Regions from separate parts of the Homo sapiens genome. Here region 1 is linked to region 2. Evidence: read pairs that join two places in POLR2A ChIA-PET (ENCODE). Cell type or tissue: HepG2. All regions are shown on one strand. Each heading gives the region's core, and the rest is flanking DNA. Links, peaks and the distances in the headings are about the cores only.

Region 1 (12,334 bases), core at 3,562-11,561, 55 kb before region 2:
GGAGCCTAGGTTATAAATTTATATAGGTTAGGAATAATTCAGTTTTAAATAGTATTACTTAGAGGTTGCATTGACCTGAACTGTTCGGGGAGATTGTGCTGCTTAAAAAACTTGGAAATTGATTCCTATATGAATTTTGTCCAAAAATGAACAAGTCAAATATTATAAAAGTTACTAGACCTGTGGTATTGTGGTTTAAAGGAAATGGTTATGATGGTTTCTAAAAGAGGAAGTGAGAGTAACATCAAAAGTGATTTGGGTATTTGGGCAAAATACCTTTTCTAAGCATTTATTAAACATTTTTGTAGGATAAATGCAATCAAACTTTAATATCCCACCTTCATAAATAAGATTAAATGAAATTCTGGGCATTTGAACTCTAATAATTCCAGTTCATTGCCTTTTCTCAAAAGCACTGTTTTTTTCACTTCCTGTTTTGGGAAGCTTCAGCCTCTTGTATTATTGAACTTGTGAAAGTTAAAATGCATTGAATGTGATCATTATTATATCCATGTCAAATATTTTGATTTATTGAAACGTCATATTTTAGCACTTGCCTTATATTTTTAGTTTCTTAAGAAATACATTGCTTACCTTGCTTGAGTGTGAATTTTCTCTGGGCAGGGACAGTGTAATTTTTGAAATACTAGAGTATTTAGGGCCTTATCTGATACTCGAGGCCTTCAGTTAGGCCAGGTTGAAATGAATGAATTACTTCCCTCCTCTCTCTCAAAACCTGTGTGCTCTAGTTTTAATAATAATACCCTTGGGTTTGCTCCCTTTGTGTAATTTTGCATGTAAATGAATCAGATAAGATTTTGGATCTTTCAGCCTATAGAATTGTCTGTGAGTCTGGCATATCTTCCCAGCTGGCTAGGAATTGAAACATTTGTTCAAATATCTTGCCAAAGAAGTGAGTAAGATCTGTTCACCATGTGTTTATTAGGTTCATGCTGTCTGCATTCTTACTGCATTATAAACCACATACTCTTTTCAATCTCAACCTCTTCTAGTCTTAAAAAAAAAACCTTCCACCTCATAATACATGTTTGCCAATCAATTATCACATTTTCATTAATGCATGTGCATTAGATTGTCTACCAGATCTAATTACTCTGTTTCAATTGGAAGTATACAGTGGAAATGATATTTTAGTGAACATATACAATGAAAAATAGTTAAGTAAAATAACTTATTATTGTCAGTAATATGCTTTGGCGCTTATTAGGGAAGTTGGAGCATGATTACTGAAGAATGTTTTTTTTTTTTAATTTCATCAGTCAAAAATTTTGAGATCTTAATATTTACAATTTATGGGAATTTTAGGGAACTTGTAGTTTGACGGAGGATGTAGGAACACATAAAAGCGGATTTTAGGGAAAAGACTTGAAGGTTGTTGGTAGCTTTACATTTAAATTTATTTGTTGCTTAATTCCTTTTTTTTTGTTTTTAAATATATGGTTTCCCTTTTGCAGACCTAATAATGTGACTCACTCATGTAGAGATTTGTAACATTTTTAAAGGTTCCAGCATGGCAACTTGTGTGGTGGTGGGATTAAGAGCACTGGGCCAGAAGTTAAGAGACTTGCATTCCAATCTTCATTCTGTCACTGAGAGTTCTCTAACATTGGTTAGTAATTTGACTTTCTTGAGCTTCACTTTTCCTCATCTGTAAAATGGGGAAAATTAACTGTAAAAGGAACACTAAAGTCTATTCCAGCTCTATCTTTATGATTTTATGGTGAAGTAGTAGAGTAGAAATTATGTTTCATTTTAAACAATAACTGAACTCAGTTTAGTTTTCTGTAATGTAGGGAGCATAATGCCTGCCCTACATACTTCACAGAATTGCTTCTGAAGGTAGAGGATGGTAATATGTGAAAATAGTATTTAGGAATCTGAGCATCTCTTTTGGGCAACATTGTTTTTCTGAAATTGTATAACTGTTCAACAAAACTGCCAAATACCCAAAGAAAACATTTTGCTCAGTTAAATTTTTGTGTGTGTGGTTTACTCTCTTCTTTTTTTCCTTCTCCTTTCTTTTCCTCCACCATTACCAACATGAGATTAATCTCTGTATTAAAAAGATCTTAGTTAATACTTGCGTCTTTTCCTCCTGTTAAATTTCTGCCTGTACTGTAAAGGTCAGAGAATGAGAAAAAAAAAAAAACCCATACAACTATTACAAACTTTTTAAAGTGGAGTATTGTGGTGGTTTAAATGCAGTTTTACTTCTTTAAAAACATTAGAGGAATATTTTTCTTTTTTTCCCTATCCTTTTCTCATTATTTTGGATAAATTTATTTTCTAAGGAAAAGTTTAACAGGACTAGCATTGTAAAATTGAAAGTCTTTAGCCAGTATCTGCTTATTTAGTGGGGGAAGAAAAGATGTTTGTGAAGGGAGCAGTGCAGGGTAAAGGGAGGGGAACTGGTTTTAGTCTTCCCTTTCAGTATTGTATTTGTTTCCACTTAGGGTGTTATTTTCTCTTTTGGTCAATCAGATGCAGAAGCGTGTTCCAGAGATGCTTAGGAAAATAATTATTTTTAATTTTTAAGTAGCAATGATAAATAATCCATCTTTTGTTTCCTTTATGGAATTGTTAAGTAACTTTAAAATTTTTTAATGATTACCAGAGGAATATATGTTTATTGTCAAAAACTCAAACATAACATAAATGAGTGACTTCAAAAATTCACTGTCTGCCCATCTTTATAACTTTATAAGCTACTGAATTGTTAGTTTGTAAGTAGGGTTGTATATGTGCCAGTTTGAAATGATTCTCTTGTTTTAAGTAGAAGAACCCATACTGGAAAATGCTTTGTTATTGCATAGTTGACTATTTTAGATAGTAATAAAATTGCATCTTTAAAACTGTTTTATAAGCCATCATATGAGCTATTCTTTCAGTTACTCTCAAATATTGAGGTTTTCCCTTTTAATTTATTCATTTACTCTTCGTTTATTGAATGTGTTCCCTGGCATGAGGGAAATAGAGGTAAATTAAGATGAAGTCTCTAGTGCCAAGAAATTAGTGTCTTAGTGGGGAGAGAGATGTATAGATATTTAACTAAAATGCAGTGTGTAAGTAGGATTGTCGGAGTCTTGAGAAGGGAATTAAGGATTATAATCTGGGAGAGATGGTAAAGAGGAGAGTCACATTTGTACTTGGTTTTGAAGTATGAATAGAAACTTCAGGCAGCCAGTGACAGAAACTAACTAGTTACTATTTCAGATTGCAGAGTTTTTATTCAGTAGGATATACAGAGGGTCCCCAACTTGTGATGGTTTGACTTAACAATTTGTTGACTTCTTGTTGGCACAAAAGCTATGGCATGCAGTAGGAAGTGGTATGATACTTTCTTGTGATCTGATACTCTGCAGTGTACTGTATTACCAGATAATTTACTCAACTGTAGTCTAATGTAAGTGTTTAAGGTAGGCTAGGCTAAACTATGATGTTAGGTAGGTTAGGTGTGTTAAATGCATTTCTTCTCTTTTTTTGGAGACAGGGTCTAGCTCTGTCATACAAGCTGGAGTACAATGGCACGATCTCAGCTCACTGCAGCCTCTGCCTCCTGGCTCAGGCGATCCTCCCACCTCAGCCTTCTGAGTAGCTGGGACTATAGGCACATGCCACCATGCCAGGCTAATTTTTGTATTTTTTTTGATAGAGTTGGGGTTTCACCGTGTTGCCCAGGCTGGTCTCTGTCTCCTGGGGTCGAGCAATCCACTCGCTTCAGCCTGCCAAAGTACTGGGATTACAGGTGTAAGCTACCGCACCTGGCTGATTTATGATATTTTCAATTAAAGATAGGTTTATTGGAATGTAACCCTATTGTTAAGTTGAGGAGCATCTGTATAAAGATAACAAAATACAGTCATTCTGCATAATGATATTTCACATAACACTGAAATGATGGACTGCCTATACACAGTAGTCCCATAAGATAACACTGTATTCTTACTGTTTTTTTTTATGTTTAGATACATTTAGATACAAAAATACATACCATTATGTTGCAATTGCCTGCAGTATTCTCATTGTACGGGTTTGTAGCATGAAAGCAGTAGGCTATATCCCATGTACCCTGGGTGTATAGTAGGCTATACCATCTAGGTTTATGTAAGTACGCTCTGATGTTCACACAATGATGAAATCATCTGATGACATTAAGCAATGCATGACTGTGTTAGAGTATAAAATAGTAATGCTCTTCTTGCAGGCATATAACCTCTAAACTTCACTTATTTTCTAAACATTTTCCGTACTTGCAGAATATTCTGTGAGTTGAGAGAGCTAGATTCTAGATAATGCTCTGATACTTTTTTTTTAGTTTGAACAAGTTATTTAACATTTCTGGGCTGTAGGTTACTTACAAAGTGAGGAGATCAGTGGTTCCTAGCCAGGGATACATAATAGAATCCTCTTGGAAGGTTTTTCCAAATTCCATACATCTGGATCCTGACCCAAACTTAACTTGAACAGAAAAAAATCCCTGAAATTGTTCCAATGTTAACTACTGAAATAACTGAAATGTAAATTCTTAAATACCTGTAATTTCTTTTCCTGCTAATTATTAACTGTGGTGATTTAATTTAGTTGTCTGGGTTATAACTAAATTTCTGGAAGGCTGCACATTGGCTGTCTACTAGCAAAACCAGCTCCATGGTACTTATTTGCTCTCAGCTTCTGTTATGCTTCAAGCTGTATTTTTTGGCTTTCTAAGCCTTGCTAGTCTTATTGATTCTAACTCTTGTAATCTTAAATAGATATTCCAGTTATCTCACGTTTTTGGAATACGCTTTTATTAACCTCATAGGTTAAGAGGAGAATTAAATGAGTGAATCCATAGGAAGTATTGGTACAGTGCCTTGTAGCAAGCGTAAGAGCTGAGGAAATGGTGGCTGTTGTTACTAGTTCTATTTCTGGGGCTTGGAACATAGTGGACACTTAATAAATGTTCATTCCCCCCCACCCCCAGATTAAATTAAGCTCAAGACTACCTTTTAGGAAACATTCCTCACTATTCTATTTTACTGCCTGATACAGTTTGACATCTACTTACTGCTAAGACAGAATAATTATTTGTATTTCAGAAGTATGTGTTCCACAGTAGTCCTTTAAATAACAATTTCTTTTTAACCGCAAAGGTATGACAATATATATACTTTAAAAAACTGCAAAAACACCTTTGCTTCATAAACTGAGATGATCCTGTATATTGGAAGCTGAAAACTGTTTAAAGGCAACAGTGACATATATATCTTCTTGTAAATGGAATGGTAATTAATAACTCATTTGAATCACTAAATTTTTTTCTTTTTTTTGAATCACTAATTTTGAAGTGTATAATGGGTTGAAGTTTTTCAAGTTCATGACTTTCTCAGAACTTGTGTCTAAAGGACAATAACTGTGATTTCTATATTTTTAGATCTCAATTATTGGCTCCAATTAAGAGGTAGTTATTGATAAAATTACATTAATTTGAAAGCATTTCCAATAATTTCAGTATACTTTGTTATCAAGCCTCTTAATCCAAGTTACTAGCAGTAGATTGCTCTCTTTTCTTTTTACCTACCTAAGAGGGAAAGTGCTAACTTAAAGCAGATCGGTTGGCCAAAATATACATCATAACACAGGAGGAAAAAAATAATCGGAAAGCTAACTACTGATGAATTTGAGTCTTATTTTGCTCTTGATATAAAGTTTTCCAGTACTTATGGACAATTTTCATACTGTAATATTTTCATTATTTAAAAAATTGGAACATAAAATAATCATAGGTATATATTACTTTTACATTCCATAATTTCAGGTAACGTCTATTCTTCCTCTAGGTATTAATTTCAATTTGTTGAAAACTCAGGGAAGAATCTTTGTCCCTTTATTCCTTCAATTTTGCAAAACGTGTGGTGTTTCTTGGTTATTAAGTCAAATTCCTCTTTCGAGTCTAAATTGGCCACATTTTGTATTTTTCTCCTCATCCTTGACATTATTCAGATGGGGCTGGTTTCTGTGCCCTCACGAATAGCATTCTCACTCTGACTCCTGAGATCTTGTTCATATTTTTTCAGTTAATTCATTGTACTAGAAAATCATTTTGTTCTTCCCTATTTTGGCATTTTTCCAATTATTGTACTAGAAAATAATTGTTCTTCCATATTTTAGCAAAGGAATGTGTTTTATTCCTGAGTTAGAATAGAAATTAAAAAATAAAACTGAAGCTAGGCACAGTAGTAGTGCGTGCTTGTAATCCCAGGTACTTAGGAGGCTGAGGCAGAAGGATCTCTTGAGACCAGGAGTTCAAGTCCAGCCTGGGCAATATAGCAAGATGCTGTCTCAAAAAAATAAAATGGATTGAACTGATCAGATTTTTACCGTGATAGCAACTGCTTCCTGAGGTTTTAAGCAGCGGAGGTTTTGAATAAGTGGAGCATGTTTTTAAACATTATTTTTGGGAGGGGACATATATTTTTAGATAGTGTTTTGGAATCAGGTATGAATTTCTCTGTAGGTCCTGTCAGTAGTTGTGAAATCTTGATCAAGTTACTTAATTTTTCAGAAGCTCCTTTCCTTTCTGTTGAGTGATAATTTAGATAATTTCTAAAGCATAGGTGTTTTGCACACAATAATTGCACAGTAAATGTTCTTTTTACTTCCAACATCTTTTGTATCTTGATTATTTTGTTGTTTTTTTTCCTTCTCTCTCTTTTTTTTTTTTTTTTTTTCGAGTCAGGGTCTCACTCTTGCCTAGGCTGGAGTTTGCAGTGGTTGTGAACAGGGCTCACTGTAGACTCAACCTCCCTGGCTCAAGCAGTCCTTCCATCTTAGCCTCCCAGGTAGCTGGGACCACAGATATTTACCACCACGTTTGGCTAATTTTTAAACATTTTGTAGAGACAGGGTCTCCCTCTTGCCCAAGGTGGTCTCAAACTTGTGGGCTCCAGCAATTCTCCTGCCTTGGCCTCCGCAAGTGCTGGGATTGCAGGTGTGAGCTACTGAGCAGTCTTTTTTTTTTGGTGTCTTGATTGTTGCTTAATCTCTTGTGAATAGATAGAGGAATTTTAAAAATCTGTATTTTTTTTTTTTGGCATCATGGTAAGTTCTTGGAAAAATAGTAACATTAACCATGTAAAGTTAAGCTGTGGTATGTAATCCTATGCTGTAATAGCTTGAGGAAAGGCCTCAGTATGGGGGTTTGTGGTAGAGTGGCAGAAAGATGTGTTTTAAAGTCATACTTTAAAATGGCATAGGGTCTAGGCTTGATGTTTCTAATCAAAGATGTTTCTTTTGTGGCCCGGATAATATATTGTGTAGTTTTCTGAAACATCCTTGTCCTTCATTTTTACTGATAACATCAGATTTGTGTTTTAAAAGGAACTTAGAGATATTGAATTGACTACTGACCTATAGTTTTTTTTTTGTTTCTTTTGAGACAGAGTTTCACTCTTGTTGCCCAGGCTGGAGTGCAGTGGCGCGATCTTGGCTCACTGCAACCTGCGCCTTCCGGGTTCAAGCGATTCTCCTGCCTCAGCCTCCCGAGTAGCTGGGATTACAGGCGCCAGACCATACCTGGCTATTTTTTTTTTTTTGTATTTTTAGTAGAAACGGGGTTTCACCGTGTTGGCTAGGCTGGTCTTGAACTCCTGACCTCGCGATCTGCCCACCTCGGCCTCCCAAAGTGCTGGGATTACAGGCGTGAGCCACTGAGCCCAGCCTAGAATTGTTTTTATGGAAAATCTTGTTTCCATAATTGAGAACTCACTATGTGTATCCATGTATATAAAGAAGTTTTATTTAAAAAAATATTTGGAACTTATTTATTAACTACATATGTGCCAGGCACCTAAATAAACAGTTTATGTGTATCTTATCTTTTAAATATTTTAACAGTGTACCCTATGCAGTAGGTAGTAATAATATCCTCAATTTATGGGTTAGGTAACTGAGGCTGAGAGGTTAGGCAACTTGCCTAAGGTCATATAGGCTATTATGCACTTGACCCAAGAGACAAGGGTTTTAATTACTATGTTTAAGTGTATCCTTTAACATCACTGTAATTTTATCTGTCACATAAAATAATCCTGACTTTTAAAATATTATAATTAGAATATTCATGGAGAATAAAGTTCCAATTCTGAGAACTGGAAATTTAAGTATATAAATATTTAAATTTATTTTAGATCTTCTGAAATTTGAAATTATAGTATTTTATGTTTTATGAAAATATGCTGACTCAAGATAAAGTAAAACAGGGTACTTGGGGGAGTTTTTGTTTTTTCAATTCTGTACTTTATGCATAGTTTTCTTTCTGTGTAGTGAAATACCTCTTTTAGTCAATTCTCTGAAAAAGTTTTTTTTTTGGTAGGGCTATAAAATTCAGGGATTTAGACATCATTTTACACTGTATTCACCTTTCCTTTTTTTCTATTTTTGGGAGTATGGGGGATAGAAGTGCTCAAATGTTTAATTGAATTGGTAATTTGTTAAATCTTTTGATTACGTCTTTCTGGTAAGCCTTTCTGAAATATATTAGTCTAAAATGTTTTGATAACTAAGTTTAATTGTGTATTTAGTTTTTAAAAATTTGATACTTCAAAAGGTGATAACTTTGAGTTAAGGATTAATTTTGTGTAATATTGTAGATGTAATAGAAAGATATATGATTTCAAGTATACCAATAGCAGGCTGTTTTCTGAAAATGCAAGTTGTGATTTTCTTATCCTCAAAATGAAAGTTTTTTGAGTTTGGGTGGGGAATAAGATGAATTTTTATAAACTATAACTTCTGGTTATTTGGAATTTTCTATACTGTTTTAGTATGGTAGGAAACCTTAAAGTTTTTTTAAAAATTTTTTTGTAGAGATAGGATCTTGCTATGTTGCCCAGGCCGGTCTCTAGTTTCTGTCCTCAAGTGATCCTCCCACCTGAGCCTCCCAAAGTGCCAGGATTACAGTTGTGAGCCACCATGCCCAATCAGCCTTCTTACCTGAATTATTTGTTATGGTTCTTTGCCAGGATATATTTTACCTAGCTGATAACTTTTAGTCATGTCAGTTTATTTTTTTCATAGACTTCTTCTTTTTTGCCTAAGTATTCCCCATACAAGTGTCTCTCTTGTTATTAAGCAAATAAATCAAGTAAGTGGATTTTAGAAAAAAGATAAGATGGGGCCTAGTACTTCTGTATGTATTAACCTCTTATTTTTAATTGGCATTTTTTGGGAGCTCTTGGTATGCCAAATACTCTCGTAAAGTCTACAGGTAACACTTTCATGTAGTGAACATAAAAACTTTTTAGCATAGGTTGTAATTATTATCTGTTTAACAGTTGAAGAAACTGAGGCACAGATAGAATGACTTGCTCATGGGTACACAGCTAAGTGATGGTGCCAAGATTTTAAACATGGACAGCCTGTCTTGAAACTCAGGTTCTTAACAATTAGGTTAAACTCTGTACAGTTACAGCAAATGTAGACTTTAGGCTGTATTTAGGCTGTATTTAGATGTTTAGGCTTAAAGTGAATAAAGGAAATATTTGATTGAGAGAGGGGATTGTATTTAATAGTTGCATAAGGAAGTTAACACTAACTTGCTAGTTGTATATATATATTATGATAAAGACTGTTACTATGATTACTATTCATATTAGACTTGGATAATTATTATCATCATTATAGCTATTATTAAAAAGCAGCTAGCATTTTTAGAGCACTTATGTGCTTATCATTTTGCTAAATGCTTTACATGGTTTCTTTATCTCTCTTCTAATCCTTATAATAACCCTGTGAGGTAAGTACTAATTTCCCCATTTTACAGACGAAGAAACATAGGTTAGGAGATATTTTGTAATATATTCCAGGTCCCATGGCTAGTAAGTCATGAAAATTGAAACTCAGCCAGTTTTATTCCAGAATATTTGTTTTTAACCTTTGAGACATACTGCCTCCCAATTAAGTATGTTAGATAAGGTCCACTGAGCAGTGTGGAAAAGGTAAATCAATTCCAGGGAAAGCAGATTATATAGTCCTTTATTTTTTTCTGAATTTTTTTTTTTTTTTTTTAGTTTTTAGTTTTAAGAGACAGAGCTTCACTCTGTGGCTCAGGCTGCGGTACAGTGGTGTGATTACAGCTCTGTAGCCTTGAATTCCTGATCTCAAGTGATCTTCTCCCTCAGCTTCCCAAGTAGCTAGGAGTACAGTTGTGCACCACCACACCCTTATAATTTTTTTTTCTCTTAAAGCCCTGAGCTTACTTCTCTACAAGCTAATTTAAAACATTTTTTTGTAGAGACAGGGTCATGCTATGTTGTCCAGGCTGGTCTCCAACTTCTGGCTCAAGCCCCTTAGCCCCCATTTCTGGAATTACAGGCGTGAGCCACTGGACTTGGACAAAATGAAATTCTGTTCTTTCTGTTTTCAGTGTAAGAAGGAAGAGCTGCTCATTTATATATGTGTATGTGTGTATACACACATACGCACACACATACTTGTTTGGTTATCAACCAACGAAGTTGTTTATATGTTTACATTCTTAAACAGTAAAATTTGTGGTTGTGGGAAATGGATATGGTGATCTGTCATTTTCATTATATGTGATAGTCCCTAATAGAGGAATGGATAGCTAAATTTTTCAATAGTTAGAATATGAAAGACAACACATATGAAAAAACTGAACATAATTTGGAATCACTTTAGGATTTTGCACTACCTCAAGCATGTTTATGACACTTGATTTTTATTATGTGATTATGTAAGGCAATGCTAATCTATAGCTATTTGTGTTTGGGCAAATTTTTAGTATGTGATTATTATTCTTAGCTATTATATTTGGGGAGAAGAATATAAATTGGAAGATTTTAAGAATATTTTAAAGAAATGATAGTCTACTCAAAGAAAGTTGGATATATTTTAATATTTATGATGTTGAAATGGAATTTACATAGTAGTAATGTCAGTCTGGCTAAAGATTATGAAGTTCTAAATTTCTTAAGATTTTGTTTTATTTAATTATATTTGAGAATTAAGAGATTTCTTACTGCATTCCTATTTCCATTTGGAAAATATAGGAATGTTAACATTGATTTTTATACTTTGGCATGGTAGGAAGTTAGGTGATGTTTGAAAAATAGTTACAATTTGAGCTGAAATACAAAAGTCATCCAATAACAATTTATTTTTATTCTCGGCTACCGTTTCTTTTTAAGGTATGTAAAATTTCACTGATGGTTTTGCTCCTGTTTTTATAGCTGCATGTAGTCTTTATTTTCCTTCTTTCTAGTATTATTTTAAGTTGGTTTAGAAAGAGCACCAAGAAACTGACCTGATTGTACACGTACACAGTAGTGTTTATATGAACAGTATAAACTCTATAAATTTATTTTATACTAAAACTCGCTACTTAGAATACCTTTAAAATTGTAGCACCATATAATTCTAATCTTGTTCTGTTATTCATAGTCTGCAGTGCATAAGTTTTCTTCTGAAACGTATATCATAGTTTGACAATCATTGTTTACACGTAATTTTCTCTCTTTTTATTACAATGCTTCCCCAGCAAGGACAAGTTTGGAAGGTTTGCAAAGCTTTTCACCTTCCCTCTGCCCGCTTGCCCGCTTTCAGATCAGTTTCATGTTTCATAACTTCTCTTTCTGCAATCCACAACATAGCCATAGTAAACAATGGAAAACTATAAAATTGCAGTAGTGTATTTCCTCACACATGGCAGACAGATGTAACTTTCCAAAGGACACATCCTTTTCAAAATGCAATAAAAAGAAGTTAAATAGAAATGTTATAATTTTAGTAATTCCCTAAGGAATAACATCTCGCTAGCAAGCAGTTAATTTAATGTCACGTAATAAAACAGGAACAGTATTCAAGATTATATTCTGTATTGTAATAGTTCAGGTAGAAAGTTCTTTCTAATAATAATACCTTACATTTGTATAGTGCCTTACAGTTTACTGCAGAGAATGCTGTACTGCTGATACGGTCAAAACGTAAACATATCCATTTGTTCTGTGCTTATGATATATAGAACAGATGTAGATTCATTGTTTGAAGTGCTGCTGGTATGATGGAAAACAGTGTTGTAACTCAGATGTTCAGAGAATAAGACAACACACCTTAGCACTATAAAGACAATTTTAGCAGCTTCCAGTTCTTTTGAACTAGGGCTCTTGTATTAAAATGTTTAAAGTGAATGAGGAAAACATTTTGGAAAAGACATTTAAACATAAGCTTTTATTTTATAACACTTAGAAAGAAACATGTCTAGTACTCTACTGAATATTTAATTTTGTAATATTTTATTAGCTTCAGATGAATACAA
Region 2 (16,953 bases), core at 3,801-11,800:
ATGCTCAGTAATATTTCTTATGGAATTCATTTTTTAAAACTATTTACTACACAAAACATTTAAATAAAAATCCTGTTTTTAGAGTTGCAACTCAGTGTGTCATTAAAATGTGTCTTATTTTAGTTCAGTCTCTCAATAAGAGTTAGAAAAATGGAGCAGAGAAATAAGAGCATACAGAAAAATTTTATTTCTTGCTAATCTTCTTTTATTTGAGATTTTTTGATGATGTATTTATAACATGTCCTGTTTATTTTTTTAATTTAAATTTTTTTTTTTTTTTTTTTTTTGAGACGGAGTTTTACTCTGTCACCCAGGCTGGAGTGCAGTGATGCCATCTTGCCTTACTGCAACCTCAACCTCCTGGGTTCAAGTGATTCTCCTGTCTCAGCCTCCCAAGTAGCTGGGATTACAGACACCCACCACCATGCCCAGCTAACTTTTGTATTTTTAGTAGAGATGGGATTTTACCATGTTGGCCAGGCTGGTTTTGAACCCCTGACCTCATGTGATCAGCCCGCTTTGGCCTCCCAAAGTGCTGTAATTACAGTCGTGAGCCACTGTGCCCGGCCCTGCTTATTTTCAGTTTGGATTTTCTGCTGTCGATTTTTAGCTTTAACTTTTTTTCTTTCTTCTTTTTTTCTTGCTTTCCATGATTTCTTTATTCATGAAATGATTTAAAAAGGAAGTAATTGACATTAAGTATTAAACAATGCCCTTTATAAGAAAAATACTTTTAGAAATAAGATTAAGGGCATCGAATATATTCTTTAATAATGATGAATTTATTATTTGAATATTTTTCTTGAAATTTTAAAAAAGGCACATTGCTGAATTAATATTTTACATGGAAGAACTTAGAGCACATGTGAGGAAATACGGACCTGTAATGCAGAGGTATTACGTGCAGTACCTTTCTGGCTTTGATGCTGTTGTCCTCAATGAACTCGTGCAGGTAAAAACTATCTCATACTATTTCCCTTTTGTTCCTTCCTTCCCACCTTTGATAGTATTTTATTTGTTTGTTCAACAAGCATTTATGAAATATCATGTGCCAAGTGATAAATCATGTTTATATTTTGGAGATCATTACCTAGAAGGGAAGAAACAGTTAGTTGTAGTCCAATGTGATAGGTGTTATGCATTAAGTATATATAAAGCTCAGAATGAACACAAGGAAAGACACAATTATTTATCCTGAAGATGGAGGTGTACGCTAACCAAATTACAGAGGGCCTTGGGAAAGAGGAGGTTAATCATAAATCAGGTGTACTACTTAAAAAGATCACCCTGGTTCAGTGTGGATGGTAGATTGCTGGGAACCAAATGAGGAGGCAGAGAGACCAGAAGAAAAATGACTGCAGTAGGCTAGATGAGAGGTGATGAGAGTCTGAACATGGGCAGTAGCTATGGAGATTCAGAAGAGATGATAGAGACAATATAATTGGTAATTAAGTATTAGAGGGAAAGTAGAATAAAAATCTTTTTGAAGAAGATTGTTAGAGGATGGCCAGTAAATAAAGATTTCATATAGACATTCCCATTTAAATGTCCAATTTTTTTTCCTTAATTGGTTTTTAGCCTTTTTTTGCTTTCCATAATTTATTTATTCAATATTTTTCATCTTTATTTAAATTTAAAAAACTTTTTATTCCAAATAAACTGACTCTAAGGAAATAATATTTTATTTTGCTTCACTTTATAGAATTACATGTTTCAAATGACTGTAAGCTAATACATAGTATAAAGAAAACAGTTAAGAATCCTCTTTATATAAAGACTTCTCTAAAGCTGCTAGTTTTCCAGAGAAATAACCATACTTTGAAGATCTCATTTTTTTCAAATCAACCTAAAAATATAATAAGGAAAAAAATTGTTCATGTAATTTTTTTTACCTTGAGTTACATGCTGTTACAAGCTAGTATTCTAAACTCTATAGTTTATTTCTTCTTTTATCCACTAGATGGAGCTCAGATACTTCTTTTCTATGGTCATTTAAAAAGGGAACAGAAAACCTGGGGTATTATTGCCTTACTATAATTTTATTTGAATAGTTATTACTTAACAGATAAGCCAGAAGCTTTTGTTACTGTTTATTATTTATTCATACTAGCATACAGTTTAAAAAGTAAACCAGAATTCCTGAATTACTTAATCTATTTTTATATAAAGTGGAGTTTACTAATACTGAGAAGATTAATTCTTAGCATTTCTTCTGGAATTATAGTAATAGTATAGTATCAGCAGCAATCATACTGATATTAGTAATTGCCAGATTTATTGATAGTGTATCTTACCAAATCTGTAGAAAACCTCTGTGAGAGTGGATATAGTTATCATTATTTGTTGAAGAAGAAATGCCTTATGTAATTTGCTCCTTATCACCAATACAGCTCATAAGTAATAAAGCCAGTAGTCAAACTCAAGTTTTGACTCCAAAGCCTGAGCATTTTACCACCCTCTTCTGTTGCAAAGTATATTCACAATGTTTTTCACCATTTGCTAGCATATAAATTTAGAACTAAGGTTGTAAACCTGTTAGCATAGTTGATTGCAATAGGTGTTAATATTTTATTGTGGTAAAATATATGTAACAAAATTTACCATTTTCATGATTTTTAAGTGTACAGTTCACTCGCATCATAAAGTTTTAAAAATGTGTTTTATTTATACTGTTTGTAAGCTAAGCATCCACTTTTTAAAAGGAATTTATTTTTTAGCATCCACTTTAAATACAGTTTATCAAATATTCATTTTTTAAGCTAGATTGAAAAGGATTTTTAGGTCTTAATTTTGTTGAGGCCTAACATACAGACAACAAAAATCATTCATTTTTAGTGCATGTTGTAAATTTTGGTAGCTGTATGCATTTGTGCAACTATTACCATCACCATATTCAAGACAGAACTTTTCCAACACCTTTAAAAGTTTACTTATACACCCTTATGGTACACCTTCATCATTCTTGCATAAGCCCCTGACAGCAACTGGTGTTTGTCATTATACTTTCGCCTTAAAAATACTTTTTCATATAAATTTTCCTATATAGTGTATGAAAAAATTACTTTTTAACACAAAATCATTTATTTTTTATTTCTTTCACTTAATGTAATGGTTTTGAGATTCGTGTTATGGTGTGTGTTAAAATTTCATTTCTTTTTTATTACTGAAAAATATTCCATAGTATGGGTATACCAGTTTGTTTATCCGTCCACTAATTGATAGACCTGAGTTGTTTCCCAACTATAGATGTTTTTAACGTTACTTTTTGTTTGTTTTTCAGAATCTTTCTGTTTGCCCTGAAGATGAATCAATCATCATGTCCTCTTTTGTTAACACTATGACTTCCCTAAGTGTAAAACAAGGTAATAAGCCTTTTAAATAAAAGCATATTTTCTTCTAATTAGATTTTCAAACTTGATTATTAAGGAGATAATTTACCAATTAATTTGGCTAATGATCTATTATCTTTTATCTTAATTTTGTTCTCTGAAGCAAAGATTTCCAAAATGGGTTTGTGATGCTATTTACAAAAATAATAATTACAGTTTTATATTTCTAATTATTAAGCAGGAAAAAAAGCATTTTGTAACAAAAACAATAAAACATTTGCATTTTGTAGCAAATCATATATTTGGTCCAAGCATACCAATAACAATATTTAATGCCATTTATAAAATGTTTAGTCTGTGCCAGGCACTTTACATATATATTATCCCATTTACTCCACATTCTTTTTTCAACACTGTTATTACTTTTGACAGATTTGGAAACTCTGGGTTTGAGGGTTAACCTCGCAGTTACTGAACATAATTTGCCAAGCTCTAATAGCTGTTAAGCAAAAGTAGGAATTTGAGCTCAAATCTGTCAATCTCAAAAATTGATGTCATATAATCACCTTGCCATTATTTGACACTCCATTCTAGTGGATCGATAGTGTGTTTTAGTTTTATAGTCTTTTAATAAAGGATATCAGAAACCTTGAAAACTTCTGAGTAATAAATGTATAAACATTTTTCTTAGTTCAATCTTTATTGCTACCACATCTAAGTAATGAAACTAAAGTAATTTTTTCTGGTGATATTTGGTTTATATAGAGTTATTTTGTGGAACTTCAGCATGCTGTCCAAAGTTTCTATTCGTAGGATCTCTCAAATTCTATTCAAACTCCTGTAAATTGACATGTAAGCACACTAAGAATCAGAGAGCTTAGGAGAAAAGCCTTTACTTCCCTTAGCACAACTGTCTCCTTTATCATCATCTTTACAGGATTTGAGAATTGTTTCACTGTCTTCACTCTTTAATTTTAAAATGTTTTTATTTTTTAATTGTAAAATACACATAAAATTGACCATCTTAACCATTTTTGAGTGTATAGTTCAGTAGTGTTAAGTATATTCATATTGTTGTACAACCAATCTCCAAAACATTTTCATCTTGCAAAACAAATTCTTTTAATGATTATTGAACAACAGTGTGCCATTTCCCTTTCCTGCTAGCCCCTGGCAACCTCCATTCAACTTTCTGTTTCTGTGAGCATGACTGCTCTAGATACCTCATATAAGTGGAATCACAGAGTATTTGTCTTGCTGTGACTGGCTAATTTCACTAGGCTTAATGTCCTCAAGTTCAGCCATAGTAGCATGTGTCAGAATTTCCTTTCTTTTTTAGCAGAATAATAGTGCATGATATTTATTTATTTTATTTTTGAGACCCAGTCCCGCTCTGTTGCCCAGGCTGGAGTGCTGTGGTACAATCTCGGCTTACTGTAACCTCTGCCTCCCAGGTTCAAGCAATTGTCCCACCTTAGTCTCCCGAGTAGCTGGGACTACAGGCACGCACCACCACACCCAGCTAATTTTTGTATTTTTAGTAGAGATGGGGTTTCACTACGTTGGCCAGGCTAGTCTCAAACTCCTGACCCTTAGGTGACCCACCTGCCTCGGCCTCCCAAAGTGCTGGGATTATAGGCATGAGACACTGCTCCCGGCCTCCATTGTATTTAGATACTACATTTTGTTTATTCATTCATCTATCAATGGAAATTTAAGTTGCTTCTACCTTTGACTGTTTGAATAATTCTTCTGTGAACATGGGTGTACATATATCTCTTTAAGACCTTGGCTTTAATTGTTTTAGGTATACTCAGAAGTAGAATTGTCTTAGCTCTTAAAATTTAAAATGTGCTTATAGATTGTGAAAACATTAATTTGCTTTGTAATCTTTTTTTTTTTTCTATTACTACAGTTGAAGATGGGGAAGTATTTGATTTCAGAGGAATGAGATTAGATTGGTTTAGGTTACAGGTAAGAATAACCTTTTATTGTCATTCTGTTTTGTTATTTTAGTTAACATGAAAAATTTTATAACAACTATAAAATATTCATTGTTATATACCTATTGAAAATATTTCTTTTGTATAATTAACCATAAAAGAAACATTTTGTACTAATTATTAAAGTTGGATAAATATATTAATAACTTAAGCCAATATGAGTTTTTGAATAGATTATTATAATTTTAAAATATCTAAAAATTTAAATCCCAATCTCTCTCTTGATTATCCTGATTCAAATATTTAATTCTAAAGTGAAAGCACAAAATCTTTTCTGAGAAAATATTTAAAATCTACTGTGGGCATCAGCAAACTTTTTCTAATAAAGAAACAGCTGCTAAAAAATTTTAGGCTTGCAGCCATATAGTCTCCGTCATCATGATTGCACTCTGCCATTGCAGTGTGAGAGCACCTATAGACAATACATAACTTAATGGGCATGGCTGTATTCCAGTAAAACTATTTATAAAAACAAGCAGGTAGCCCACAGGCCATAGTTTACCACCACGATCTGTACAAAAAACTTCCATTTTCTGAAAAACAAATAAATATTATTAGACTTAGAGTGTTCATTTAATATATGTCTCATATAAATAGTTCCTAAAGGCATTAAGAATGCAAGCCTAACACCTTGGTGTATACTGTAACCTTAATGATAAAAATTAGTTGCCCTGTAAATATTTTAAGTAATTATGGGAAAATGGCCCAGTGTTCTCAATAATGTGCATGTTTTAAAAATCCATATATTTTTAAATGATAATATAGTCATTTGACTCATTGTGAAGTCAAAACATTCAGTTTGCCCCTTTCCCAGTTTCATTCTCCAGAAATACTCACTTTTAATAACTGGCCTATATTTTTTTAGATGTTCAAACAAGTAAATTAGATAGTACTATGTACTGTTTTGCTATTTATTTTTGTCTTTTTAAAAAAATATTTACTTATTTATTTATGTTTTAGAGGCAGGGTCTTGCCCTGTCACCCAGGCTAGAGTGCAGTGGTATGGTTATAGCTCACTGTAACCTCAGGCTCGTATGTTCAGGCAGTGCTCCCACATCAGCCTCCTGAATAGCTGGGACTATAAGTGCAAGCCACCACACCCAGCTAATTAAAAAAAAATTTTAGAGACTGAATCTTGCTATGTTGTCCAGGCTGATCTCAGACTCCTGGCCTCGGTGATCTTCTCACCTCAGCCTCCCAAAGTGCTGGGATTACAGGCATGAGCCACAGTGCCTGGCCTGTTTTGCTGTTAAAAATAAATAAATAAAATTTCTATTTGTTTAATTAAAAAGAGAAAATATAAGAAGTATTTTTTTGTGGAAGCCATTTTTAGATGGATACAGTCTCAGGAATGACTCTCAGGATGACCATACTTTTCTGGCGGTCTGCTTAGTACTCTGAGGTGCTTTTGCTTTTCTTAGGTTCTTTCCTTCCAACCTCAAAATGCATAAGCACTTTTCTCTTTTTTGTTCTATATTCTCTAGGGAGCTTATTTTTAGAAATGAAGACTTTTATAAATAAAAGCATTAAATACCTTACCAGTTAGTGGGAGATCAGGGAAGTACACTTGAAATACCAACATCCCAAAATGTTAAATGTGTATATATTATAGGTTATTTTCTTATTACAAATAAAGTTTTAAAATTGACACCTCTTTGTTTTTAAAAAGGCAATGAAACAATACAAAAGTAGAACTTGTAAAAAAAAGAAGTGGAATTTCCTCTGCCAAAGGATATACATGTTTAAAACTTTGAAAGTCATTGTCATAAAGCTTGAACTGCTTCAATCTCCTGTTCTGGGTTTATAGGAGTGCCTAAACCAATACTTGGGCTCAGAGAATTTTAGAGATTTAGATGCATTTCAGATGCACCCTTACATTTGAGTTATTCATGTGAGAATTTTAGCCTTTTTCAGTCACTGCAAAATAAAAAGCATTGAGTGAACATGAAGAATGTAGACCTGATTATTCCTATGTGTAGATTTTTAAAGTTTTTTAAGATTTTTATAAGAGCATTATTAGCTAGCTATCTGATTTTTTTTTCATGTAATCTATACCTACTTGTGTTAGTTTCCTAGGGCTGCCATAACAAAGTACCAACTAGATGGCTTAAACAATAGAAATGTATTATTTCATAGTTCTGAAGGCTGGCAGTCTGAAAGCAAGGTGTTGGCAGGGTTGGTTTGTTTCAAGGACTGCAAGGGAGAACCTCTTCCATCTCTCTCTCCTAGCTTCTGGTGATTTGCTGGTAATCTTTGTTGTTCCTTGCTTGTAGTTGCATTACTCTAAAGGCATTCTCCCTGTGTTTCTTCACTTCATTTTTCCTCTTTGCATATTTCATGTTCAAATTTTCCCTTTTTATAGGGCTACCAGTTATATTTGATTAGGTCCCATTCAAATGACCTCATTTTTATGTGCTTAGCTCTGGAAAGACCCTAATTCCAAATAAGGTCACATTCTGAGGTACTGGGGGTTAGGATTTAGGCACATCTTTTCTTCGGGGATACAATTCAATGCATAACATTGCTGTTAACCACGTTTAGAACATGCAGTCACTCAGACCCTTTCTACTGCATACAGACCCTTTTTTTTTTTTTTTTTTTTTTAGTGACAACAGGACAATGCATACAAAGGAAGGAAAGAATGGGACATAACACTAAGCCAGAGAAGTGTTCACTAGAAGTAGAGAACAAAAGTGCAAGGTAGCAGGCAGGGTCCAGAATCTAGAAGGTTTACATAGGTATTGAAAAGCAGCTCAAAGGTGAAAGTTCCAAGCCTACAGATTAGACTGTAGGATACAGAAGATAAAATACTGAGCAGTATTATATAATCTGTAGAAAAATAGCACATTCATCTTTTGAGGATTTTATAATCTAGCTATGGAGACAAAGCATAAAAAATGTAAAAAATAGCAGCTGAAAATCTGAAAGATTAAGAGATGTCATAGACAGAATATGTTTATCAGTTAATTTCAGTCTTAGAAGGGATAAAGCATTTTTCAAGTTAAAATTGCTTTGAATAGGAAAAAGGAAAGGACAAACAATGAGTAAAGAGCAAGTAAAGAGACTTTTGAGTATAAAGGATTACTGTAAGAAGGGGAAAATATTCACAAGAACTATGAATGATCTGCCTTTGATCACTGACCTTTGGTTTCAGGTAGAAGTGCAAGAATTGTTAGGTAAAAGCACATGGCCAGAGAGTGGTGAAGAGTTCTATAGATAGCCAGTAGTGGTTGAGTAGAGCAGACCAGAAGAGTAAGCCTTTGGGAGAATTTTAGTAGTGTACTTTGTGCCTTCACTGGTGTCCTATTTAGTTTGGTTCTAAGGTCATTGCTTTTTTATAGGTCACTTTCATCTTTCTCTGTCCTTTTCCTACTCTTAAGAATTCTCTTTGTATTTTTGTCATTCTTTTCTACTTCCTAAGTGATCTCATTCTGTTGTGTATTCCATCAGTCCCTTAAGCATTTTTAGTTGCTCTTTCAAATATCTTCTCTCGTCTGTCTTCTAATTTATTCAAATTGTTTATATTCTTTTACTTAAACCTATTCTTTTTTAGTAACATGTTTCTCCCCCCATTGTTGTCAAGCAGTTAAATCATTATCTTGTTTTGTTACCATCCATTTCTTCTGAATTTGTTTTCACAATGTTATTTAAATTCTGATTTAATTTTTTTAATTTTAAATTTTTATGAATACATAATAGTTGTACATATTTATGGGGGTACATGTGATATTTTGATACAAGCATACAGTGTATAATGAACAAATCTGGGTAGTGGGAATATTTCATCACCTCAAACACATATCATCATATTGGAAACATTCCAAATCTACTCTTCTGGTTATTTTGAAAGATGCAGAAAATTATTAACTATAGTTGCCCCATTGTGCTATACTAGTTCTTATTCCTCCTAACTGTACTTTTGTACCCATTAACCAATCCTTCTTTATTCCCACTTCCTACCTTCCCTACTCAGCTTCTTATAACCATCATACTATTCTCTGCGTCCATGAGATCAATTTATTTAGCATCCACTTAGGAGTAAGAACATGTGACATTTGTTTTTCTGTGCCTGGCTTATTTCACTTAACATAATTTCTTCCAGTTCCGTCTATGTTGTTGCAACAGACAGGATTTCATTTTTTATGGCATAATAATATTCCATTGTGTATATATTTACCATTTATCTATTGATAGACACTTGGGTTGGGTTCCATATCTTGACGATTGTGAATATTGCTGCAATAAACATGGGAGTGCAAATACTTCTTCAGTATGTTGATTTCCTCTCTTTTGGATATATACCCAGCAGTGTGATTGCTGGATCTATTTTCAAATTTTTGAGGAACCTCAGACACTACTGTTTTCAATAGCGGCTCTACTAATTCACATTCCCACCTGCAGTATATGAGAGTTCCCCTGTCTCCACATCCTCGTTAGCATTTATTTTCTGTTTTTTGATAATAGCCATTTTAACTGGGGTGAGATGATGTCTCATTGTGGTTTTAATTTGCATTTCTCTGATGGGGAGCAGTTTAAAAATATATCTGTTGGCCACCTGTATGTCTTCTTTTGAGAAATGTCTGTTTAGCTCTTTTGCCCATTTTTAAAATCAGTTTTGTTTTTTTTTTTTTTTTTTTTTGCTATTAAGCTGTTTGAGTTCCTTATATATTCTGATTGTTAATGCCTTGTCTGTTGAATAGTTCGTAGATATTTTCTCTCATTCTATAGGTTGTCTCTTCACTGTGCTGATTGTTTCCTTCTTTGTTGTGCAGGAGCTTTTTAGCTTAATGTGATCCTATTTATCCATTTTTTTGCTTTTGTTCACTGTGGCTTTTGAGGTCTAACTCAAGAAATCTTTGACCAGACCAATATTCTGGCATGTTTCACCAGTGTTTTCTTCTAGTAGTGTCATAGTTTCAGGTCTTACATTTAAGTCTTTAATTCATTTTGATTTGATTTTTTTTGTATGATGAGAGATAGAGGTCTAGTTTCATTCCTTTACATGTGGATATCCAGTTTTCTCAGCACAATTTATTGAAGAGACTGTCCTTTCCCCAATGTATATTCTTGGCACTTTTGTTGGAAATGAGCTAATAGTAAATGTGTGGATTTATTTCTGGGTTCTGTGTTCCGTTTCATTGATATTTGTATCTGCTTTTATGCCAACACCATACTGTTTTGATTACTATAGCTTTGTAGTAGATTTTGCGATCAGTAATGTGATTCCTCCTGCTTTGTACTTTTTGGATTGTACTTTTCAGGATTGATTTGGCTCTTCTAGTTTTTTTTTTGTTGTTGTTTGTTCCATATGAATTTTAGGATTTATTTTTTCTGTTTCTGTAAAGAATGTCATTGGTATTTAGATAGATAGTTTATTGAATCTGTAGATCACTTTGGGTGGTATGTTTAGCAATATCAATTCTTCCAATTCATGAACATGAGATATCTTTTTTTTTTTTTTTTTTTTTTTGAGACGGAGTCTCGCTCTGTCGCCCAGGCTGGAGTGCAGTGGTGGGATCTCGGCTCACTGCAAGCTCCGCCTCCCGGGTTCACGCCATTCTCCTGCCTCAGCCTCCCAAGTAGCTGGGACTACAGGCGCCCGCCACTACGCCCGGCTAATTTTTTGTATTTTTAGTAGAGACGGGGTTTCACCGTTTTAGCCGGGATGGTCTCGATCTCCTGACCTCGTGATCCGCCCGCCTCGGCCTCCCAAAGTGCTGGGATTACAGGCGTGAGCCACCGCGCCCGGCCGATATCTTTTTATCTCTTTGTGTCTTCTTCAGTTTCCTTCATCAATGTTTATAGCTTTCATTGTAGAGATCTTTCACTTTTTGTTTAAGTTTGTTCATAGGCTTTTTTTTTGGTAGTTATTGTAAATGAGATTTCTTGATTTCTTTTTCAGTGTGTTTGCTGTTGACACATGGAAATGCCTCTGATTTTTGTATGTTGAGTTTATGTCATGAAACTGAATTGGTTGATCAGTTTTAATAGTCTTTAGGTTTTTGTAAATATAATATCATATTTTCTTCAGATAAGGACAATTTGATGACTTCTTTTCAAGTTTGCATGCCTTTTATTTATGTCTTTTGTCTAATTGCTTTGGCCAGGACTTCCAGTCCTGTGTTGAATAAAAGTGTTGAAAGCAGGCATCCTTGTATTGTTCCAAATCTCAGGAAATGCTTTCAGTTTTCCCCAATTCAGTGTATTGCTAGCTGCGGGTTCATCATCTATGGCCTTTATTGTTTTCTTCCATACCTAGTTTGTTAAGAGGTATGTTTTTTTCCATACCTAGTTTTTTAAGAGCTATGTTTTCTTCCCTACCTAGTTTGTTAAGAGTTTTTATTATGAAGAGATGTTGAATTTTATTGAATGCATTTTCAGCATCTATTAAAATTATACAGTTTTGTCCTTATGTGCATATGTTGAACCATCTTGTATTTATCTAACTGGATCATGATCTGTTCAGTGTGTTGTTGAATTCTGTGTGCTAGTATTTTGTTCAGCATTTTTGCATCTATGTTCGTAAGTGATGATGGCCTGTAGTTTCTTTTCGTGTAGTTTTGTGTCTTTGTCTGGTTTTGGTATCAGGGTAATGCTGGCCTCATAGAATGAGTATTTGAAAGTATTCCTTCCTCCTCAATTATTTGGAACAGTTTGAGTAGAATTGGTATTAGTTCTTTAAATATTTGCTGGAATTCAGCAGTGAAACCATCAGGTCCCAGGCTTTTCTCTCATGGGAGACTTTTTATTACTGCTTCTATCTCATTACTTATTACTGGTCCTTTCAGGTTTTCTGTTTCTTCTTGGTAGGATGTATGTGTCTAGGAATGTATCCATTTCATGTCGGTTTTCCAGTTCTTTGACATATAGTTGCTCATAATCTCTAATCCTTGGAAGTTTTTGGTATCAGTTGTAATGTCTCCTTTTCTATTTCTGATTTTTTTGGGGTCTTCTTTCTTTTTTTCTTAATTTAGCTAAAGATTTGTCAATTTTATTTTTCCAAAGAACTAACTTTTTATTTTGTTGATCTTTTGTATTCTTTTTAGTCTGAATTTTCTTTATTTCTGCTCCGATCTTTATTACTTATCTCCTTCTGCTAACTTTGGATTTGGTTTATTCTTGCTTTTCTAGTTCTTTAAGGTACATTATTAGGTTATTTGGTCTTTCTACTTTATTAATATAGGTGTTTATTGCTATAAACTTTCCTCTTACTACTGCTTTTGCTGTATCCCATAGGTTTTGGTATATCGTGTTTCTGTTTTTATTTCTTTCAATAAATGTTTTATTTCCTTAATTTCTACATTGTTCAGGAGCATATTGTTTAATTTCCATATGTTAGTTTCCGAAGTTAAAGGTACATTATTAGGTTATTTGGTCTTTCTACTTTATTAATATGAGTGTTTATTGCTATAAACTTTCCTCTTAACTACTGTTTTTGCTGTATTTCATAGGTTTTGGTATATCGTGTTTCTATTTTTAATGTGTTTCAATAAATTTTTTATTTCCTTAATTTCTACATTGTTCAGGAGCATATTGTTTAATTTCCATGTGTTAGTTTCTGAAGTTCCTCTTGTTGATTTCTAGTTTTATTGCACTGTGGTCAGAGAAGATACTTGATATGATTTCAATTTTTTGAATTTGTTGAACTTTGTTTTGTGGCCTAACATATGGTCTCTCCTGGAGACTATCCCATGTTCTGATGAGAAGAATAAATTCTGCTTTTTAAAAATGTGGGACAGTTAATGGAACTCTTTATTGAATTCATGGCCACAGCTATAGCTAATTCCTGTTTATACTCTAAAGCTGATAAATGGTAAGTAAAACTCCTTAGGCTTAGTTTGTGATAAATGTCAAGTATATTTTGTCATCAGAATATTGACATCATTCTACCTCATTCCTTCTTCTTTTCTGGTAGACAAAAACAACAAAATACAAAAGTCTCCTTTGTGGTGTCACTGTCTCATTGAATAGTAACATCATCCACCTATTGGTCCCTTGCCATGGTAGGGTTTGAGGTTTAATTTTTATCCTACTTACAAGGTGATAATTTACTCTCTTACTATTTCATGGATGCTGGCAAGAAGATATGGAGCTCCTGGGTCAGTGACAAAAGACAAAAGACTTCATTCACTGCACAGAAAGCAGCATAGGCATCAGCATATATGCATTATTTCTGCTATTTCCCTAAGCTCTGCAGGTGTGGTACAGAGGAGCCAAAATGAATTCTGTGCATGCAGTCTGTTTGTGTTGCAGATAAGGAACACTAAATTTGAGGAACCCTCTATTTTATCATCAGCTGTAAGCATACTTGCTCTTTGTTCCAAGGGAGACATTACCTCATCCCTCAAATTTGATAGCTGCAAATATAACCCTAAGAAATGGCCTAGAGAATGAGTGGCTCAGGCTTTGCCTTCTTGACATACCCAGCAAGGTGTGTGGGAGCATGAGACCCATGCAGGAGTATCTCCCAACAGCCAAAATCCTGACCATCATCTATAATTCTGTTTCCCACTATATCTAATTATTTCCCAGAGTAAACTCTTTTAAACTACCATTACTCAAAACCAGACCATTGTAATGCCGTCTTATTGCCACTACTGCCTTCTAATAGATTTCTGCTTCCTTTCCCTTCCCAGTCATGCTTCCCTATTTTCCTCACTATACAGAGTAATCTTTCTAAAACAAAAACTGGCCACCACATAGAACCCTTAGTGCTTCACTAAAAAGTTTAAATTCTTTAACGTGGTATACAGGCTGTTCACCATCTGGTTGAATCTCATGTTTTACTATTTCCCTTCTCTTCTTTGCACTCAAACTCTAGCCGTAACAAACAGTACTTATTCTGTAGGCATCCCTTCTATTCTTATTCTCTGCCCTTCTGAAATGTGCCCTATCCATGGACATGATCTGCTTTTTGTGATTTGGTATCCCAGTTGTAGAATTTTTTTCCCCACAACCTATCTTAATGATTTTCGTTTAGTTCTATCACTTTTTTGGCCAAACTACACCAATTTTTACTATCTTCAGTACTTTTCTAGAATTTGTCAAATTAATACAGTGTATTATATGATCCAGTTTTTAGTGAATCAGTATACTCTAAAACCTCATTGAATCAACATGTGCAGTACTTAGTTTTATCTGATTGCTTCCTGTGTGTGTTTTGTCTCTTAAATTAGGTCGAAGATTTCTTTTGGTATGGTTAATATGACAATTAATTGTTTTACACTTTTGATATTTTAACTTCAGTTCCTTTGAGGTTCAGTGTGAATGACTCATATATTAGACACTGTTTTATGGACATTAGTATTTCAGTTTACTAAATAAATTCTTGATAGGAATTTCAAGGTAGGGTCACTACAGACAACTAACACAGTAGATGTTACTGTCAGTGTCACAGTAGATAGTTTAAGTATCTTTCAGTGATGCTTTTCCCCCTGTAAAATGACAAGTCCGAAGTCATTTATGTTTACCTGAACTACTTTTTTTTTTTTGTACTTTATAGGCATATACTAGTGTCTCAAAGGCTTCACTTGGCCTTGCAGATCACAGAGAACTTGGAAAGATGATGAATACAATAATTTTTCATACAAAAATGGTAGATTCCTTGGTGGAAATGTTGGTGGAAACATCAGATCTCTCCATATTTTGGTATGTTGTAATTTTCTCTAAATCTGGATTTGAAAGTTTTAGTATGCGATATATGTTTCTTGATTATTTTTGTGTTAGCATAGTCCTTAAGACAGTTCAGTAATAGATCCTTAAGAATAAAGGGAATAGTGGACTTTTATTAAAATGTGCCAACAAAAAGAAGTTTAACCAAGTTGGGATTTTATGTCTGTTTTTAATTCTCTAAAAGAGCAACTTACTGATGTGACTTTTATTTCTTACATTTTTTTGAGGAGTTGAAAACAGTCACTCCAAATTACCTTAAGGCCCTTCTTTGCATGATTAGACTAAAGGGAAAGAAATGTTGTAGATCAAGGTCAAATAGAGCAAGTGTTGGAAATTAAATGCCTGGTAACTTCACTTCTATGATGTAAAATTAAACATTAATATGAAGATGATGTGGTGACTACCTCCTGCATTGTGCTTCATTCTCTTTTTCTGTTAGAGTCTTTTTGTTATACTTAGTTTATTTTTCTTCCCTCTCTTCCTCCCAGAAAATGTGGTCCTTAATGGCTATAATTTGTTTTGTTAGTGTCTGTCATAGTAGTTATTTAATAAATCTTTGAATGAATAAGTCAACTTAGTTGTGATCAGATTGATAAACAGTGTGGTGGCCAGGCGCGGTGGCTCACGCCTATAATCCCAACACTTGGGAGGCCGAGGTGGGTGAATCACCTGAGGTCAGGAGTTTGAGACCAGCCTGGTCAACATAGTGAAACCCCATCTCTACTGAAAATAGAAAAATTAGTCGGACGTGGTGGTGTGTGCCTGTAGTCCCAGCTACTTGGGAGGCTTGAAGCAGGAGAATCGCCTGAACCTGGGAGGCGGAGGTTGCAGTGAGCCAAGATCACGCCACTGCACTCCAGTCTCGGTGACAGAGTGAGACTGTCTCATAAATAAATAAATACATAACAGTGGGGTTAGGATTCAAAATCAAGAATTCTCGCCTCAAGCTATATAATATCAACTCTATTTTCTGCTTCTTGGCCCTTTATTTTCCTTTAGGGAAGAGGACTGGAATAACCTAGTATGTCTCTTGATTTCTAAAATGCTGAAATGATCTCAGTGGATAGTGATAGTAGTTTCTATGTATGGGATAGAGATCATCATGAAAAGCTTCTCACTGCATTTATTTTGGAAAATAGTATAATCTGTGTTGATTTTGGCAGTTTGTTAGGAAAGCTTGAATTAGCAGTATTGCAGAAGAAATTCAAATCACCAGGTAGAGAAACCATGCCTCTTAAAGGAAATAATGAAACACATTAGGAAGTATACTTTTTAGATTTAGGCACATCACAGGTCAAATTTGCAAGAATTTTTAAGATTATGTGGAGCCCAGGACTACTGTCTGTCTGGCACAAAGTCTACCTTAGGTAGAACATGAAACATTATATGTTTAGATATTTTCAGCTATGCAAAGGATCCTATTCCAAAAGAAGAATACAACAATTAGAAAGTCATATCCCCTTTCTTGGAACTAAAAGCACTTTGAATAATGTTTGAAATTTGTAATTTTCAGTCATACCTGAATTTTATTTATATTTTTTCATAGTTGCATTCTATTTTTGCCTGTCACATCCAAAATAAAGAAATGTTTACTACTTCTGTTTGTCTTATTACTCTAAGATATGTAGTGTTTTATTGACTCACATTCTTTTACATTTAGATTTAACATCTTTAAATGTGGATGCAAATTAAAACTGCTGGCAGGCTGGGTGCCATGGCTCACACCCGCAATTTCAGCACCATGGGAGGCCGAGATGGAGGATTGCTTGAGCCCAAGAGGTTAAGGATGCAGTGAACTGTGATTGTGCCACTGCATTCCAGCCTGGGCAACAAAGTGTCCCCCGTCTAAAAAAAGTTAAAAAAAAAAATAAAATTGATGGCGTGTGATTATTTAATTGGCAATGTTTTTTTTTTCTTAGTGGTTCATAAAATATTTCTCTCTTTTTTTA

The links. ChIA-PET counts read pairs that join two places held together with the same protein. Peaks named below come from ENCODE experiments on the same cell type or tissue, not always from the same donor. Only the 100,000 strongest peaks of a DNase experiment are listed, where the experiment ranks them.
Region 1: POLR2A ChIA-PET joins it to region 2 with 12 read pairs; 6 of 35 experiments call an interaction of 5 or more read pairs at or near these places.

What each region holds. Positions count from the first base shown.
Region 1 is chr2:183,024,219-183,036,552 of GRCh38, reverse strand. All of the region lies in intron 1 of NCKAP1 (NCK associated protein 1), which reads left to right. Among named protein-coding and RNA genes, the nearest start is that of NCKAP1, 8.1 kb to the left of the region's middle. In HepG2, for the core only: no CTCF peak of the experiment used is centred there; a DNase peak (open chromatin) is centred at 4,162.
Region 2 is chr2:182,965,243-182,982,195 of GRCh38, reverse strand. NCKAP1 (NCK associated protein 1) reads left to right here. Exons shown (of 31, transcript NM_013436.5): 13 at 820-952; 14 at 3,281-3,362; 15 at 5,245-5,303; 16 at 14,835-14,980. Among named protein-coding and RNA genes, the nearest start is that of NCKAP1, 65 kb to the left of the region's middle. In HepG2, for the core only: no CTCF peak of the experiment used is centred there; DNase peaks (open chromatin) are centred at 8,035 and 8,525.